2 separate regions of the Homo sapiens genome follow, and region 2 is linked to region 1. Evidence: chromatin loops called from intact Hi-C (ENCODE). Cell type or tissue: endothelial cell of umbilical vein. All regions are shown on one strand. Links, peaks and the distances in the headings refer to the core of each region. The heading gives the core; the rest is flanking DNA.

The links. Hi-C counts contacts between places; a loop is a spot of excess contacts. Peaks named below come from ENCODE experiments on the same cell type or tissue, not always from the same donor. Only the 100,000 strongest peaks of a DNase experiment are listed, where the experiment ranks them.
Region 2: a loop joins it to region 1, with 5 times the contacts of the local background. A loop is called at or near these places in 10 of 110 quality-filtered maps.

Annotation. Positions count from the first base shown.
Region 1 is chr15:89,162,253-89,172,037 of GRCh38, forward strand. All of the region lies in intron 5 of ABHD2 (abhydrolase domain containing 2, acylglycerol lipase), which reads left to right. Among named protein-coding and RNA genes, the nearest start is that of RLBP1, 54 kb to the right of the region's middle. RefSeq lists enhancers at 5,014-6,213, 5,123-5,492. In endothelial cell of umbilical vein, for the core only: no CTCF peak of the experiment used is centred there; DNase peaks (open chromatin) are centred at 3,749 and 5,629; H3K27ac peaks cover 3,100 bases.
Region 2 is chr15:89,098,312-89,108,096 of GRCh38, forward strand. The region is part of intron 1 of ABHD2 (abhydrolase domain containing 2, acylglycerol lipase); the gene reads left to right. It overlaps LOC124903573, which reads right to left and starts at 8,221. Exons shown (of 7, transcript XM_047433432.1): 1 at 8,129-8,221; 2 at 5,301-5,443. The coding sequence starts at 8,221. RefSeq lists an enhancer at 3,358-4,557. In endothelial cell of umbilical vein, for the core only: no CTCF peak of the experiment used is centred there; DNase peaks (open chromatin) are centred at 3,720 and 7,070; H3K27ac peaks cover 5,172 bases.

The sequences.
Region 1 (9,785 bases), core at 1,199-9,198:
GCAATTCAATTTCCCCATTGTCTTCCTGCTTTTTTTCCCATTTTAATTCTTTTGTTCAATTTAAGATCCAAGTCAGGTCCATATATTGCAATTGGCTGATAGGTCTCTTATGCCACTTTTCGATCTCCTTCCACGCATTTTTAATAGGTCCCCAACCAAGTAAGCCTCTTCCAGGTGGGGTCACTGGATGTGACATTGGAGGAGCTCTCTGGATCCCCAGGACATACTGCAGTCCACCATCAGGCCCCCTATTCCCACCCTGAGTGTATGGAAATTCCAGGCACTGAACTCCAGTGCCTGCTAATCCCAGGACTGCCCAGGTTCTGTTTGGAAGGCCCTTCTGTGGTCTTCACTTGGCTTCTCTTTGTCACTCAGGTCTCAACCAAGATGTCACCCTCTCAGAGAGCCCTTCCTTGACTCCTCTCCCTCATCTAAAGCTCCCCCCCAACCCCAGTCATTATCTAATGCCCCTCCTTACTTTCTTCAAGCCACTTAAGATTTGAAATTAAGGATTTGTTTTCATAACCTGTGAAATTATTTGTTTATATGGCTATCATCTGTCTCTCCATCCCAGAAGTTCACTCCATGAGAGCAGGCAGTTTTCGCACTCCCTGCTGTAGTTCCCCAGTGTCTAGAATCCTGCTTGGACCCTAGAAAGCATTCACTGCATCAGTGTTTACTGAATGCCTACTGAGATGGGAACTGACAGTTTGTGACTGTAAAATGATACTTTACAAACTAGTACATCCCAAACCATTGTGCCCTATATGTGAGTCTTCCCTTAGGCACATTGCCTCTCTTTTGAGCAGATGCCAGGCATTCAAGTCACTGTGAATACCCTTTGGGCTTTTTGCAACTGTGATCTTGACCAGAAGAAAACTAAAGAGGGCATTAACATGAAACTCTATATTCTTCTTTTGCTGTTATGCACCTGCCTCAGATTTCTCTGAGAAAATTATAAAGGATCTTTTCCCATTTATCAACCCAACTCTGTTCCAAACCACATAAGCTTTGCTAATGTGATTAGAAATTGTTGAAAACAGATCTGCCTTGCACAGAATTTCCTAAATGGATAATTAAGCATTCTTGTGACTTAGAACCCTTCGTGCTGCCTTTGAAAGATAAATTCATTAAGGAAAATTCTTCATGACAGCAGTTACCATTTATCTCACTCTAATGAGTGCCAGGCATGTGCTTTCACGTTACTTCACTTGATCCTTACTGCCTCAGAGGTAGGTTTTAATTAGTATCCCCACTTCACAGGCTTAGGGAGGTTAAGTACCTTGACCTGAGTCATGTGACTAGTGAGTGGCAGAACCAGCCTTCAATCAATGTGATTCTTAACCCTAACTTAATACCACCTCTGTGGTAGTGTTCATTTCCTATTTAGGATACTGTTCATTAGAATACAGAGGAGCAGGTGTGATGTTTGAGTATTTAAAAAGACATTTTCCCCACTTTGGTGGTAGTGGTCATTACTGTTCTGATAGCTGTCACTTACATAGCATTTGCTGTGTGCCAGGCACTGTTGTGAATACTTTGTAGGATATATTAAATCAGTCACACCCCTTTTACAGGTGAGGAAACTGAGGCCCGACAAGGATGACTGACTTGCTCTAAATCACAGAGTTAATGAGTGGGCAGCCCAGGCTTCAAACACAGGCAGTCTCGCAGTCTAGTCCTAGAATCCGTGCTCCTGAACAACAGGCTCCATTGCCTCTCCATGTAAGAGACTAAGGAGTGAGGAAATAGTTCCCAGTCAGATACATTTTAGGCTTAAGGCAAAAGAGCATCCAAGAGCATCTCAGAGCCACAGAATTGGACCTGTGGGTTTGGTCTTTGATCTTTTGTTCAGCCAGCATCCTCCAGACAATGATGGGGCCAGCCTCTGCGATGGGAATACAGGTGTGGATTCGAGTCCCTGCCTTCAGGAAGATCCCAGTCTATGAGGAACTCTCACCATCTAGTTGGGGAAGGAGGGTGCACAGTCACAGTCGGTCTAAGCTTATTGGCTAGGTTTGTCCAAAAGGAATATTTACCAACAGCAACCTTTTCACAGACAGGGACCAGATCTGCATTTCTAATTTTTATATTATTGTGTGTTAATCTCCTCCATCTAGTGTATCACTTAGAGAGAGATGGTCAGGAAAGGCCTGCAGCGGGAGAGAACCTGTGCTTTATAGTCCAACAGCTGAAGGTTTGACTGCCTGGTCGAGAAAGCTGAGAAAGACTGTTAAGAAATTTGGCAATAAGTCCCAGCATGGTGGCTCACACCTGTAATCCCAGCACTTTGGGACGCCCAGGCTGGCAGATCACTTGAGCCCAGGAGTTTGAGACCAGCCTGATAGAACATGGTGAAACCTCATCTCTACTAAAAATGAAAAAAGCCAGGTGTGATGATACACACCTGTAATCTCAGCTACCTGGGAGGCAAAGGCAGGAGAATCGCTTGAGCCCAGGAGTGCAGTGAGCCAAGATTACGCCACTGCACTCCAGCCTAGACGACAGAGACTGACCCTGTCTTTAAAAAAAAAAAAATGGCAATAATATAAAAGTGCATGGCATAGAGTCCAGCAAATACCAGTAAACAATAACGATTATCATCTTCATTGGCCCTTCACTCTAACTTTGTGTTTTCTGTGAGCCACCTTAGAGGAGAAAAGGTAAACATTTACTTGAACTGTTAAATGACCTTACCTCTGCATCCAGTTCATACAGTTGACCTCATGTGAACTTTGGAATTTCTGCAAGGACGAGTTTAAGAACCTGCTCGTGTTGAGCATAAAATTCTTCCTTCTTTGAGCTCAGTCTGAGTTACAGCTCTGTGTACAGGGATGTCGGCTGTGGTGATTATTCTGCAGTATGCAATGCTTGCTTTCCAGCTGGACAACCTTCAGTATTGGCCTCTTGGCCAAATCTGTTTGGGCCACACGCCTCCAGCTCAAAGCCACTGGCTTCTATATACAGAGCCAGCCCTTAAAATCAGTACTGGAAAGAGTTTTTACTGTAGTACATGCTACATTTTAACCTTCTAAAAAATGTTTTTTTTTTTTAAAAAAATTCCTCACACTTAACTTTTGTATAGTTCATAAATTCTTTAAACTGGAAAATACTAAATATGTCTCTTTTGATAAAGACATTAGCTAACCTGAGTAAAAATAAATGTGAAGAACACCTACAAGAGTAAAGTTTACCAAACTGTCTTAAATTTCTTATTGTGCCAAGCGAGGTGGCATGCACTTGTAATCTCAGCTACTCAGGAGACTAAGGCAGGAGGATAGCTTGAGGGTAGGAGTTCAAGACCAGCTGGGCAACATAGCAAGTCCTTGTCTCTAAAAAAAAAAAATTTTTTTAACTAATAGGGTACTCTACTGGGTCAGGCCAGGTAAACAACCCTGTCATGTGGGTGAGGTCAATAACACTTGGAAATCAAGGAAGATGAAGAAGTCATGAAGATTTTCTTGAAGTGTATTTATTATAAAGAGCCTAATCTTTAATCGAGGCACTGCAGCAGTAGACATGTTGGCTTACTCTTTATTGACTTAATTGACCTTCTAAACTAAACAATGTTTGGAATGTGAGTGTTTTTGTCAGTGATTCTGTAGGGGCCCAGTGAATTCAGGCAGCATTCTGCTTCTTCTGTCTCTCTTTGGCCGAGTGCCTTATCCCAACAGTCCAGTATTCATGTTCAGAGCAAAGAAGAGGTAGATCAAATCCACTAGCCAAAGAATAAACTGAAAACCAGAATTTTCCAGCTTGTGCTTATTCTGGCCTCCATATCATACCTTCATATCTTGAAAGTTTTATCACCAGAAAATCAAGAGCCAAGTAACAAAGGATCTTATTAGTTTGATCTTGATTTAAAGAGAGAAAAAAATAGGATTAAAAACAATATCTTCTATGTCAAGTGAAAGGAATAAAAATAACCTGGCTCTGGCTCCCCAAAGGTAACGAGTCCCTTAGGATCATGAGCCTTCTAAGAACTTAGTACCCATCTCCCACCAAAACACCAAGCTGGGGCATTTGGCATTGAAAATGGCCTCGAATATTTAAATTGCTTTTTTCCTGTGAGTTTAAACAGGGAAGAAGTGGGCCCTTCCCTTATTTCTAAACTCTTGACTCTCGGGCATTAGACATCAAGCTGTGAGGAAGTACGTGAAATCACAGCATTGAATTCTCTTGCTGGGAGGAGGAAATCTTTAATGTCCAACTGGGTTTAATACAGGAACTTTTTTGTTTTTTAAACTATCTTTTGGATTAAGGCTGCAGTGAACCGTGATCATGCCACTGCACTCCAGCCTGGGTGACAGAGTGAGACCCTGTCTCAAAAACAAAACAAAAATTATCTCTTGGGCTGGGTACAGTGGCTCACACCTTTAATCACAGTGAGACCTCATTTCTACAAAAAATAAAAATAAATTAGCTGGGCATGGTGGCTCATGTCTGTAGTCCCGGCTACTCTAGAAGCGCTGTGCCCAGGAGTTCAAGGCTACACTGAGCTGTGATCATGCCACTGCACAGCCTGAGCTACAGAGTGAGACCCTATCTCTTAAAACAAACAAACATATATACAAACAATCTTTTGGAACCTCAAGGTAAGGTCAGAAAACTTGGTCTTGCTTAGAGGACGGGACTTCAGTCTTAGAAGGGAGGGAGACCCCATCTCCCTCCATCTAATTACACATTCCAATTGAGACACTTTTGAGAGTAAAAAGGGACTTTATTAATAACGTTATAATAATTCATAACTTTATTAATAACTGCATCAGAACAATACATTCCAGGACCCTCTTGGAGAGACTAGGATGTAGGGTTACCTACCTTTAGCATGCTGTAGAGATCACCCATGATCCAAGACATCTCACTGTAAGAGCTTCAGGCAGTGATTTTTAAGGAACTTCTATTTTGTTTTTACTGCTTAATATCTTACAATCTTCTATTAGATCATAAACATAGGTGTTTCGATAAGCTTCTCATATCTACCATTTTCATTGGTGTAGACTCAATTTTGAATTGTATTCATAGTTATGAATTGTGTTGCCTCTGCATTAAACAGTTGAGTTTTATAATGGCAGAAGGGCACAATGGGAAGGGAGGAGGAAGAGATGGGTGAAGGGAGAGAGAGAATGTGAAAGTGAAGGTAGTGAGTTTGCAGAACTCAGACATCGTAGTAAAACACCTGGCAAGATCGTCTGCTGAGAGCCAGGGGCCAGGAGCTTCAGGAAGTGTGTCAGGGAGTCATATCCAAAGCAGAACAGTGGCCAAGAGTGGTGAGTTCTGCACTTTCAGGATGATATCTGAATACTTAAACCTTTAGCCATAAGAGGGCAGTTTTAGGCATCCTATACCTGGGGAAACAAGGCTGAAAACACTCATTTTTTAAAATCCTTATTTCAGAGATAAGGGCAAGGCCAACTAATTTGATAGCACAAAGGGGCCTTAACTTTATTTCTACAGCTATTGTATTCCTGGATGACTCAGCTTTAAGATAGTTTCCCCTTGACTTTAAGAAATGACTCACATACTTTTACTATGGAAGTGACAGGGGCTGCTAGGCCCCTAACCGCCCACCTGTCAGCGAGCCATGTTAGCTTAACTGTATTTTTCTCTTAGGCTAAACTTAGTGGGAAAGATATTCAAGTACCTCTTTCATGTCCCCTGCTTACTCATGCTGGCGAGTACTGTGTGCCTTTATTCCAGACGATTCAAACTTCCTTCTTATCCACCTGACATTTTGTGGCATATCCACAGATGCCATGCATGGGCCTGGCATGGAACATACAGAGATGACTCAGAGTCTCCATCCACAAGGAACACCAAGTCTCGAGTCCCTGTATTTTAGCCTATTTAGTCATGCTAGTGTCATTTGGGGAAGTGGCTGTTGAAATAATAGCTTTCAGGCAGCCTTTGCCTTGTCCTTCTTTAGGTGTAGGGGCTTGAGAAAAAGGTGAGGGGTCTTTTCTGTTCCCAGCAAGTTGCCTTTCCAAAATGGCCGTGCAATACTCATCTGTCTAAGGCCCAGCTAGTGTTTCAGATTTCATCTTACTTTAAAAAGCGGCAGCAAGATTATATAGTTACCTAGTGCTAATCCCATAAGAATTAAATACATAGAGCCTCATTTAAAAACAGATTAATGTAGCTGTTAGTAATAACAGGCCAGGGAGAGGCCCCAGGCACTAAAGGTGTTTGGTAACTGACATCAGGGGAGGTCCCAGGAGGACCTTCCAGAAGGCTGATCCTGGAGCTGGGCACCATGTCTTTGCCCTTCCCTTGCATGGGAGAGGTGGCATCTCTTCACAGAACATCCAGCAGTCTGTCTGACATCAGGCAGGGTTGGCCCTTTATCCAGATCAGATGTGTTTGGATTTAATTAAATTGAGGCTCCCAAAGTGCCTACACAATTAGCTGTAATTGCTCCTCAGTAGTGTAGCAAATCTGAGTTTTGTAACTGTCCCAATGACATCTGAACATCTGCTCTAGGTCTCAAATAATTAGTCTCAAACCTGAGTAATGATAGATGGGTCTAAAAGGAATCAAAGCTGGGTGCAGTGGCTCACACCTGTAATCTCAGCACTTTGGGAAAGGAAGCCAAGGTGGGCAGACCTCTTGAGCTCAGAAGTTCGAGACCAGCCTGGGCAACATAGTGGAACCTCCCAGGCAAGTTCGCCCATCTCTACAAAAAATCAGAAATTAGCTGGGTTTGGTGGCATGTGCCTATAGTCCCAGCTACTCAAGAGGCTAAGGTGGAAGGACGTCTTGAGCTTGGGGAGGTCAAGGCTGCAGTGAGCCATGATCATGCCACTGTACTCCAGCCTAGGGAGACAGAGCGAGACCGTCTCAAAAAAATAAGAATAAAAATAATAAAAGGAATCAAATGGTTGGGGGGAGTAAGATGTTTAATAATTGAAGCATAAATCTCTGGAGTACTATTACCTAAGTAGATTTGTGATATAAGGCAAGGGGCTTGGGCTTTGGGGTTGACATGGTCCAAAGTCTAGCGTTGGACTTTGAGTAGACACGGTCATGAGTAGACATGGCCCTACTCATTATGTGAGGGTGGACAAGTCATTTCATGTCTTTAAATCTGCTTCCTTGTCTGTGTTTAAGTTCCTAGAAGAGAGGCTGAACACTGTACATCTGTTGTTTCATCCATTCATTTAGGTAACACTGATTGAGTGCCCACCAAGTATCTGGCCTCACAGATACAGTGGTGAACAAGAGCAAGAATATCTTTGCTTCATGGAGTTTATAATCTAATAGAGTCTCATTCAATGTTGGAACCAAACATAAAGATATAGTTAGCTAAGAGATGACAAAATTAGGCAGAAACCTTAGGAAGCGGTGGAGAAGTAAATATTTAATAACAATTTAAAATAAGTTTCTCAGTACTATTTCTTAGGCAGGCAAATAATGTCCCCAGCACAAACCATTGCTCCAGCATGAGTGATATGTTGGGTGTCTTTAGCATTGTCGAAACTGGCCTGAGGAAATGTAAACATCTTTTTTTCCCTTATTTTTTTGCTAGATTTTAAAACTGGTTAGATTCATATTTAAAAAGAAATAAATACACATGAGAAAAACAGTCAAACTGTGCCAAAGGCTACATACAATGAGTGAAACTAGATCTTTTTCCTACCCTAGACCCCCAGTTTTTCTCCCCAGGAAATCAATATCTGCTGCAATTTCCCAGTGAATATTCAGTCAGATATGTGTGTATGTAATCCCTTAAAACCCAAGCAAACACGGGAGAGGGTGCCAGCCCCACTGTTTCACCCCTTGTTTTTATCCCTTAAGATGGCTCAGAGCCATTCCATGTCAGATCAGATTCTTTTTTTTTTTTTTTTTTTTTTTTTTTTTTTTTGGAGACGGGGTCTCACTCTGTCACTCAGACTGGAGTGTAGTGGCACAATCTTGGCTCACTGCAACCTCCCTTCCCAGGCTCAAGCGATTCTCCCACCTCAGCCTCCCAAGTAGCTGGGACTACAGGCACGTGTCACCACTGCCTGGATAATTTTTGTATTTTTAGCAGAGACAGGGTTTCACCATGTTGGCCAGGCTGGTCTTGAACTCCTGAACTCAAATGATCCACCCGCCTCAGCCTCCCAAAGTGCTGGGATTACAAGCATCAGCCACCGCGCCCGGCCAGATTCATCCTTTTTCACCACAGTGTAGTCCTTCATTTAACCAGTCCTCTACTGATGGAAATTTAGGTTGTTTCCAAACCTTTGCTGCTACAAACACCAAAATGCTGCAGTGAACATTCTTGCATGTACATGTTTACATACATATGCAGTATAAAGTCCCCAAAGGCAGAATTACTAGACCAAAGGTTTGTACTTTAAAAAACATGAACAGATGTTACCACATTGCCTTCCAAGGCCTATACCAATGTGTACTCCCTCAACAGTGGATGGACCAGAGGGCCTGTTACCCACACTTCTTCCAGTCCTGGGTATTGGCAAACTTCATCTTTTCTAACATGGGCAGTGGAAAATGATTTCTAAGTGTCATTTTAACTTGCATCTATTTAACAATGAGTGACATGAAGCATCTTTTCGAGCTGCACTTTTAAAAGACAAAAGAGGCCGGGCGCGGTGGCTCACACCTGTAATCCCAGCACTTTGGGAGGCCGAGGGGGGCGGATCACAAGGTCAGGAGTTCAAGACCAGCCTGGCCAACATGGTGAAGCCCCGCCTCTACTAAAAATACAAAAATTAGCCCGGCGTGGTGGTGGGCGCCTGTAATCCCAGCTACTCACGAGGCTGAGGCAGGAGAATCGTTTGAACCCGGGAGGCAGAGGTTGCAGTGAGTCAAGATCGCACCACTGCACTCCAGCCTGGGCAACGAGCAAAACTCCATCTCCAAAAGAAAAAAGAAAAGATTTCATCCAGCTTTTCTGTCAACTAGGACAATGGTTCTCAAAGTGTGGTCTCTGGACCAACAACGTCAGCATCACCTGAGAACTTGTTAGAAAAGCAACTTCTCAGCCCACCCAGACCAGTGGAATCAGAATCTCTGGAGGTGAGGTCCTGCAAGCTCATTGAGCCCCTTGAGTTTCTGATTCCGTGGGTTTGGGGTGAGGTCCAAGAATGTGCATTTGAACCAGTTCCCAGGCAATGCTGATGCTGCTTGCTCAGGGGCCACACTCTGAGAACCACTGAGCTAGAGCATCATTCTTGCAGTAATATATAACCTCCGTGCAGCTTTTCCAATTCACTCTTTACAAGAAAGATTACCAGAAAGCAGTTACATGGATTTAAAGGCATTTAAATTTTCTGTTTGTTAGGTATTAGTGGATCTACAGGAAGCGCCTGGTTGTGTTGAACGGCGATGTGCTACCTGTGGAAACCTTGCTTTGAGGAAATGTTTGGAAAACTGCTACCAGGCTAAGCTTCCGAAAGGCTAAGCAGCGCCCCCATCTGTGAAGGTTGTTTACTGCAAGTAGAAAGGAAAGGGAGTCTGAAAAGGGGTGGCCCAGAGATGAGAGAGTGCTTCAAAAAAATGCCTTCTCGCATTGGTCTGAGCTGGAGAGAGCCTCGTTCCTTAGAGCAGTGCGCCACAGCCACAGTGGTTGCACCTGAGGATCTTGTAGAAGAACACCCATGGCCAGATCCCACCCCCAGACGTTCTGACTTAATGAAGCTGGGGAGGCCCCAGGCATTAGTATGGGTGTTTTAGAAGCTCCCCAGGTGTTTGGCTTTGAGGCTATTTCTTTAACTCTCTCAATGATTCAGTAAGCCATTTAATACCCTATAATAAATATTTTTCCTGCTTTTTTTTTAAAA
Region 2 (9,785 bases), core at 507-8,506, 65 kb before region 1:
TCCTCACAGCTGGGAAATGTTCTTTTTTCTCATTCAGAGAATGAGAAAAATTCAGAGTTCAGCAGGCATTTATTGAGCTCTTTCCCTGCTGGACGCTGTGCCAGACACTCTGTCCTGAGGAGTTTCCCTGGGGCCTGAACACCCTGTGCCCCACTATGGGCCATAGAGGAGGCTTTCCACAGTGCTAACTGAGCTTCCAACCCCTTCCAGCTCCTTGTGTGGCCTGAACTGTATTCACACTGTAGACATTAGCTTCTCAGGTTCCAAATATCCTGGCTGCAGTTCCCTCCTCTATTCTGATCATGTAAATAAAGTGCTTGCTCATTCTTGTCAATGATGTTGACAAATGTACCCTTCTAAATAGTGGGATGATGGAAAATGCCGAGTAGATTATAGCCAAGGATATTTTTCCCAATTTAGAAAACATAGTTCCTTTCCCTCCATCTATCATTAATATCACCCATCAGTCTATTTATTGACTCTACATATAAATTCTGGATGTTGCACTGACATCGCAAGAGAAATCAGCACTTTGCCACAAAAGAGCTTATAAGAGGAATGCAGATTTCTTTAAGTCTCTTATGGATGAGCAGAGAGGCCTCATGGAGCTTCTGTAAAGCTGAATTATCAAGGCTGAAGTGATCAGAATCCATCCAGCTCTGCAAACAGCTTATAAGATGGATGGGTGCCTTGCTTCTCTGTATTCCTAGAGCCTCACCAGGGCCTGGCACAGGGAGGGTCCCTGGTCCTCAGTTTCCTTGCCTGCATTAATAGTAACTCACAGCGGTTGTGAGCACCAAATGAGGTAATGTCGGAGGATGCACTTTGTCAGTAAGTTAGGCATTCAGTCTTCACTGTCAACACAAATGCATTCTGTGACATGTTTGAGGAGTAAATGAGGTAATGTATTAAAATCACGAACACTTTATAAACGATAGAGCTACACAAATAGGACATTTTCTTATCATCCAGCTTTGTTCCTTCATTTAAAGTTATCATGATTTGGCCAGGCTCAGTGGCTCATACCTGTATAATTCCAGCACAGTGGGAGGCTAAGGTGGGAGGATCACTTGAGGCCAGTAGTTGGAGACCAGCCTGGAAAACATAGTGAGACTCCATCTCTGCAACAACAACAACAACAAGAAATTTTAATTAGCCAAGTGTGGTGGCACATACCTGCAGTCCCAGCTACTCGGGAAGCTGAGGCAGGAAGATCACTTGAGCCCAGGAGTTCAGAGTTGCAGTGAGCTATGATTGCACCACTGCACTCCAGCCTGGGTAACAGAGCAAGACCTTGTCTCTATAAATTAAAATAAATAAATAAAAGGCGGGGTGCAGTAGCTCATACCTGTAATCCCAGCACTTTGGGAGGCCGAGGTAAGTGGATCACTTGAGGCCAGGAGTTCAAGACCATCCTGGCCAACATGGTGAAAAATATAAAACTAAGCTGGGCATGGTAGTGCACACCTGTGGTCCCAGCTACTCGGGAGGCTGAGGCATGAGAATAGAATTGCTTGAACCCGGGAGGTGGAGGTTGCAGTGAGCCAAGATCATGCCGCTGCACTCCAGCCTGGGCAGCAGAGCAAGACCCTGTCTCAAAAAATAAGTAAATAATAAAGATACAGTGATTTAAAGATAACAGTATCAGAGCCAAAGAACAATACTAGATTCTAGGATGAGAGTCTTTACCCTAACTTATGGTTCACAGATTTAATATTTTGTCTGGGCAGCCGGTAGAGGAGCTTATGGTCTGGAATGGGAGAAGGAACGTGTGTGTGATCCATGTTACCTGTAGAAGACATTTAAATTAGCATTGATCATGATTGCTCACAGGCAAGTCAAGACCAGACTAACCAGGCTTGAGGACCCAGACATTTGGCTCTGGACTGGGATCTTCCAGCCTTGGTGAATGAAGTCTCTCCTTTGTCTTCTCTGGTGAGCACACCACTCCCAAGTTCACATTGTGTTGTTAATTTTTTTTTTTTTTTTTAAGAGACAGGGTCTTACTCTGTCACCCAGGCTGGAGTGCAATAGTGCGATCATAGCTCACTGTAGCCTCAATCTTCTGTGCTCAAGTGATCCTCCCACTTGCCCGAAGCCACACAACTAGTAAGTAGTGTAGCTGCAGTTCAGGTCAAATCTGTCTGTGTCCAGATCCTGCAAGTAGCCTCTCTACCCCACCACCAATGTACATCTACAGAAAGCATCTCAATGAAGCAGAAATCTTTGTAGAAATATTTTTCCATTCTCCTTAGATGTTAAAAAGGAACCTTATTGGCCAGGCAAAGTGGCTCACGCCTGTAATCCCAGCACTTTCGGAGGCTGAGGTGGGTGGATCACGAGGTCAGGAGTTCGAGACCAGCCTGGCCAACATAGTGAAACCCTGTCTCTACTAAAAATACAAAAAATTAGCCAGGTGTGGTGGCGGGCACCTGTAATACCAGCTACTCGGGAGGCTGAGGCAGGAGAATTGCTGGAACCCAGGAGGCGGAGGTTGCTGTGAGCTGAGATGTGCCATTGCACTCCACCCTGGGCCACAGTGAGAGACTCCATCTCAAAAAAAAAGGAACCTTATTTTATAATTTCACCAGCCTTTTAATCTAGGTTAAACTACAGTTAATGGTATTGAGTTTTATATTTTCTGGACCAAATAAGCTCATGTCAGTTGGAGAATACCATAGACAATTTTGTTGCATTGTATATTTTGGAGAGAATAGCAGAAATCATGAGTCTTCTAATGGTATTTCAGTATTTAACTGAATGTCAACAATCAATGGGTAGATTTCCATCTACTTTCTATTTGCGGGCCTTTCCTTTCTTCTGCTACCTCCAACATCCTGTTTTAGCTTTGAATATATTTCTTTATTTGTGAGACAGCAGTTTCTGGAGTAGATCTTTGAGCCCAGTGAGATGTTCTTGAGACAAATGGGGAAAGTGTGAAAGAAATATGCCTTGGGACAGTAACTCCTCTGAGCAGTGGAAAGTGAAAACTCTCATTTTTGGATGGATAATTATTTGCTTGAACTTTGAGATGTTCTTTAAATATCCAAAAGCTGCTGACAGCCCAGGCCACAGTGAGCTTTCTCTCCTGATGTACAGTGGCGTGGCAATTACTCATAAAGGCCTGTACCTCTCCGCCCAATGTAATAATCTGGTAAGAAACTTCTGTTCAGAGAACCACAATGATAATGCTTTAGGTTAATGCCACAGACTTAGTCAATTAGTAAATATTTACAGTGTCCACTATGCACTCAACACCCTAAATTTAAATTTGTGTAGAATTTAAACATGAGGACTGAATTACAAGTACATAGGTCAGAACCCCCAACAGAGATGAAAGAGATATGAATCATCACTTTTATGCAGAGAAGAGACTAGCAAATGTTCTAGTTATAGAGGGTGGTTACACAGTGTGAAGGTGAGAAATAGTATGATTTTTAGGGCCTGGAGGGGATGGGCCCCCAGTGAATATCTTTGTATGGTTCAGCAGGTTGTACAAAACTAGTTAGATGCCATCAAGGGCTTGCAGTGGGGCTCAAATGGTGAACGTCAGTGCTTGTCCAACATCGCCATGGGTCAGGTTACTTGTAGCCAAGTAAATGCTTCTCACACCTATGACCTCACTTCAGCCCCTCATATGAACAACAGTGCACAGCCCTATGCGCACAGCCAAGGCAGCACCTGTGTAGCGTCATTTTCCAGGCTGATGTCTGGAATTCCCCTTGTAAGTAAAGCACTGAAGCTTCATTCCATAATGACTCACTGCCACTGCTCCAAAACACACCCCTCTTGTCCATCTGCCCATTTCCTGACCGCCCAGCATTCTTGGGCCTTGGCTCAACTGTGAGCCCAGCCTGACGTCTGCATCCACCCCTCCTTCTCACCTTCTCTTCTATTCCATCTCTTCCAGTGGTTCCCAGCTTTGAGTCCACCTCCTTCTTCTTTCTGCCTCCTTTGTTTGAACTCCTCTAGTATTTATAGTTGGTACTTCAGAGTTTAGTACTTCATTATATACAGATTTGTTGTACTATTTTCCAATTGTTTTATGGATGCTGTGTATCATACTTCTTTCATAGCCCCCACAGAGGTTAGAGTGATGTCTTTCGTCCCTGTGGGGAGTGAGGTGGAATGTCAGGAGGGCGTAGTTTGCAAAACATCCCTCCCAGTGGTACTGATGCCTTTTCGCAGGTTCTGTCCTCTTCATTTGCAAGCCACTGCTTTATCCACGAGGGTGCTCCCTACTTATGCCAGTGAATTAATTTTTGGTAAGTGGGGTAATTTTCTTTCCTAATCTCAGAGTAATATTTCTGCCATTTTTTATGAAACCATCTTCCTTGATGGCCAGTTCCTTGCCTCCCAGGAAACTGATGAGGAGGCAAGACGAATGTATTGGGAAAGCCCAGCGGAGGAAGAGCTCCTGAGGAGTGAGTGGCGTAGCTATCTGCTTCATGTGGGGCGCTCCTGCTCTGCAGTGTAGAGTATTTTTTAGGTGGACTAGGAGCAAATGCCTGCCTGATACAGGCAACGTTTGCACAAAAACCCAAAGGAAGAAGGCTGCTGGTAGGCTAGGGGTGGCAGGTGGGATTGCCCTTGGGCTTTAAAGAAGGCTGAGAAAACTTACTTCCAGAGTGGGAGGCAGGAGGAGTGAGCCTTGGAACAATAGTGGAGTGTTTGTGGTGGACGGACGGGAGAGAGGAACACTTGAGGGCATGAACTTACTTCTGTCTCTTTACTTGAAAAAGCAATCCACTGAGCTAAGACCCTAAAATACATCAACCCAGAGGGCTTCCTTTCGAGTTTTTAGTTTTTAGATCATTCGGTATCCTCAATGCAAAGATGTGATAAAGTCAAGCTCAGGACTACTTGGGGACCAATTCTCATCCTCCTCATGTGTTACAATTCCTTAGCAGTTGCTTTAAAACTAACATTTTTCTAATCTTGAAATATTTAATAAAGCAGCTTTCTGCTAAAGAGCTGAAAGCATTTTACGAACCTTATCTTGAGGATATCCGTGCATATTTTATTATTTTAAGTCATTTTTTTTAGCCTACAGAATTTCATCAACTTCTTTCCTTCAGTTACACGTAAAGTAACCTCCCTTCCCCCATTTTATAGAAGAAAAAACAAATCTTCATAATGTTTAGATAATTCACCCAAGGTCACTTGGCAGAATCTGGAATCAAACGCAGGTCTCCTGGTTCCAAAACCTTCGCCCCTGTGTCATTCAGTTATATCACATGGACTCTTAAGTTAGGCCTCAAAATCCTCCAAAAGTGCAAGTGATCTGCCCAGAGCTGTACAGCACAGAATGTTCAGGGGGGTAAGGGTTGGAATAACTCCAGATGGCACTGGAGACAAGTAGTGTAGAGACACAAATGGGATCCTCTCCCTCCTCTGACATCCAGAATCCAGAATCTCTGGGTCTTTCCACTTGGGTTGTGACCTACAAGTTGGGGGCAAAGCTCTTTAGCTCTCATAATCAGCAGGACTGATGGCGGAAGCTGGGCAGGGCTCCCTGGAGGCCCAGTGTTGGGCTGGCATGTTCAGCACCAGATAGGTGCCTATCTCACAATATCCCTTTTTCATTTCAGGCACAGATGAATCCTTCATATTTATCTGGATTTAGCTGGTAGCATTTGTCTCCTAAGACTTGGTCACAGAGGAATCCATGTGACCTTCAGGCCTTCTGCTCTAAACTGGCAGGAGATCCTGTTTCTACTCACAGCGTCCGAGGTATTTATAAAACAGAAATAAGTAAAGCATGCCTCAAAATGCTGTGCACACTATGTACTGTTGCCCCCAGAACCTTCTCTTGGTCTTGGAGGGCAAGGATCACAGAGCTTTTTCTGCTGTCTCTCCCTGTGTAACAGGGTCTGGTGGCCGAGCCCTGAGGGGCGCTGTTGCTCCCAGGTGGCAGAATTCAGCATCAGAGAGCCACACAGCTGAAAGAGATGGATGGGTGAGTGACCTCAGCTTTGCCCAGCTGGGGTGAGTGGGCCGAGCAAGTCTCTCCTTTGGCAAAATCATCTGGGCTTGTTCTCATCCCTGCTGAATTGGCAGGGGAGGAGAGGGTCGTGGCCCATTGGTCATTGGTCGGGTTTCCTCACAAATGCCTGCCATGGTGAAATGCAAGACTGTTAGAGTGATAATGGGCTGCACGTGTTAATGCTGTCATCACGGGCCCCACAGTGTGTATTAGCCAAGTACTGGGGGCACTGGGAGCCTTGTCTGCTCCCAGTCGGCGTTGGGAAACCAGAACGCTCAGGAACGGTGAGTCCCAGTTATTTTTATTTTCTCATTAACTGAGAGTAGCTGTAAGTCCTTTTCTGTTGCAGGTCTGGGTGAAACTTTCTTCTTTGCCTGCCTTAGGGAGTTAGATGGGTTGAGTGGTTCTTCAGGCAACGGTTGTGCCAGGCACTGGGTCTTGCCCTCCCACCCCCATCTCCATTTCCTCCTTCTGGAAGCTTATTTCCAGACATAGAAGAGTGGGTGGCATCTCTATGGTGCCCAGGACAATCAATCTGGAGATGCCCTCTTCTTCAGTTGTATCCTTCTCTTAAAAATTCCAGTAAACTAGGCACTTGAGCTCATTGGGTTCTGGTAAACTGCAATTTTGCTTCTGATATTACAGAATTTAATTATGGTGTAGATTTTTAAAAATATGTTTAGGATAAATCTCACAATTCATATGCCTGTTCTCTTAGAAAATCTAGAACCTCCCTAGAGGAAACACCTGGCGTAAGATTTTTTTGTTTGTTCTCAGGTATGGATTCATGGTTTCTCAGTGAAAGAGAAAACAATTTTGCCTGTGATTTTACTAAGTGCTTTACCCATTCGTTCTCTCATAGCCAGTACTATTCTTTCAGCAGGGTTATTTGCTAGTGGAAGAGGCCAGCTTCCTTTCAGTATTTTAGTAAGGGCACGTAAAAGTGCCCGATTAAATGTTCCTGTTTAACTGGTGACTCAGTCTTCAGACATTTTTAGTTTGGTAACTTTCTTTGTGGAAGCTCATGGGTTAGTAGCCATTCCTGACATTTAAATGTGAGGTTCACGTTTTCCTGCATTGGGTAACTTGACTCCCCCTGAGAACTTGTAGACTATTTTCTGAAATTCCAGCAGATTGAGTGTGTGACCTTATGACTTTGTGGAAGAAATATGGCTAAATAAAACTGTTATCACATGAGTAGGTTTGCACAGAAAGACAATTTCAAGGACTTATCTTGAATACAACAAAGGGCAACCTTGCCGTAAATACATTTAATTATCTGTCAATCCCTCCAGTTCTCTTCTACTAAATTGTGTGTGACTTGATGATCCCTTCACCTTGTAGGACCTGGTTTGTAAGAGATGGACTGGATCAACCAAGGGCTTTATCCTTCCTTGTTATGGTAACCCACTCCCGCCCTTTCAGGGCAGTCCCTGGCTTGAGTTAGTTAATGTTCAAAAATCAGTGTTTCTCAGCATCTCTGGAAAACAGGATTGGCCCTATTGTTTCCAGGGCTTTCCCATCCCTTCTGGCTTGAGGTGGTGGTGGTGGTGAGAGGAGGTCTTTTTTTTTTTTCTTTTAAACAATAGAGACGGAGTTTCTCCATGTCACACAGGCTAGTCTTGAACTCCTGGGCTCAAGCAATCCACCCTCCTTGGCCTCCCAAATGGCCAGGATTATAGATGTAAGCCACTGTGCCCAGCCGAGAGGTGGTCTTTTAAAACCCAGAGTATTGGCCAGGTGCAGTAGCTCACGCCTGTAATTCCAGCACTTTGGGAGGCCGAGGCAGGTGGATCACCTGAGGTCAGGAGTTCGAGACCAGCCTGGCTAACATGGTGAAACCCCGTTTTTACTAAAAATGCAATAAATTAGTGGGGCATGGTGGCACCCACCTGTAATCCCAGCTACGCCAGAGGCTTGAACCCAGGAGGCAGAGGTTGCAGTGACCTGAGATTGTGCCATTGCACTGCAGCTTGGGCGACAAGAGCGAAACTCCATCTCAAAAACAAACAAACCCAGAGTATTTGAGCACCGTGATGACTCCATTCCACAGAACCCTCTGTGGGAGGACACGTGGTCCTAGACCAACACCGATTTGCTAAAAGGTGGGTCTGTGAGCTGCTGGCTAAGGTGCTCACTCACCTCATTAGACCTTACCGAGAGTGAGAACAGGGCCGGGTCGCCAGGGCTGTGCAGTTCCCGAAGCCTCCTGGCTATGTTCTGAGGCTCTCCCATCCCATGGCAGTGAAAGACTCAGAGGACACAAAGGCACAACTCAGACGGGGATGGCTAGGCCTTCTCCCCAAAATCATCTGGGCTTGTTTTCGTCCCTGCAGAATGGTTTTTTTCCCCCTATGATGGCTCTGACTAATTTAGTTAAATGGCAGATAAAGTGGGGAGAAGGTGGCCCATTTCCTCCTTACTTTCTCTCCAAGGGTGTCATGTTGCCCACATTTAAGGTTGACCACTTTTATCTGGTGTAGCAAGTTCAATAGTGACCCTCCAAAATTTATGTCCCATCTGAAACCAGTGAATGTGACCTTATTTGGAAATTGGGTCTTTGCAGATGTAATCAAGTTAAGATGGGGTTGTACTTTTATCTAAGCTGCCACCAAAGAGGCTGAAAAATCAGAATGACATGGGATGGAAACAGACCATGTTTTTGGGGTGGTGTGCTGTGGCCTTCTGCTGTCCTTCTCCTGACATCCTCACAGGGTACTTTGGGGGACAAAGTTTTATCTCAGGGCATTACAGTTTGCTGGGAGATCCAGGCTAGGCAAGAGGGGATTTTTACCTGCAGGGAAGAATGGGTAGTCTTTCCATGGGCAGGAGAAGCCCCTCAGCAGGAGAGGGGTGGTGTCAGGAGCAGGGGTTCCAGCTGTGCACTGCCAAGGATGCATTTTAGCACAGAAAACAAGAACAATGCATCTTGGAACTGTTTATGGGACATGATGATCACCACTTAGTATCCAGTGATTTATTAAGTCTAACATGGTTCCATTTTAGAAGATATGGTTCCATTTTAGAAGAATCAAGAAGAGTATGTCCTGGAATTAATTTTAAACTCATTGGAGGAGGCCCAAGCAGTTAATCAGCTAGTGAGTTCATTGCTAATGAGACTTGTGTGTCAGTTAGGAAGGAGTATGTTTTGTGGTCGTTTCTATCTGTCAACTTAGGTTGTTTACTGAGGCAAAATGGAGGAAAGTTTAATAGTGGAGATGGTAATAGCGAATATTTTGCGGTAGTACCCCAAAATATTAAAAATACGGTAGTATTGTATGCCGGCATTGTTTTAAAATGCTCTTTATGTATTAACATGTTCAGTTTACAGATGGTGTTCAGAGGGATTAAGGAACTTGCCCCAGGACAAACACTGTGGCTGGATTTGGCACTGGCTGTGTCACTGCAGGACTGGACCCTAAATGAAATTTACATCTTCAACCAGATGGAATTGGAACAGAGAAATCCTTTAGGGGTTTGGTTTGGTTTTCCTTGAGAGGTATTTGCCTTAGGACCCATAAGTATCAAAGCTTGTTGTGCTAGGTCCTTGAGGGTTGCAAGGAAGAGAGATCTCCCCCTCCCCCAGCTGTCTGTGTCCTCTGAGCTCTCTCACTTTGCTGATAGCTAAGAGGAAAGGAAAGGATGGTTCTGATAGCTGAATCACAGAGGCAAAGAAGCCAAGCCAATAAGTATTTATTCACAGAATGCAATTTGTATTATGTTAAGAAGTCATCTGTGGGTGTTCATGTCAGTTAGCTGTCATCTGAATTGATGGGAGCGTGTCTGAGTAACAAGGGTC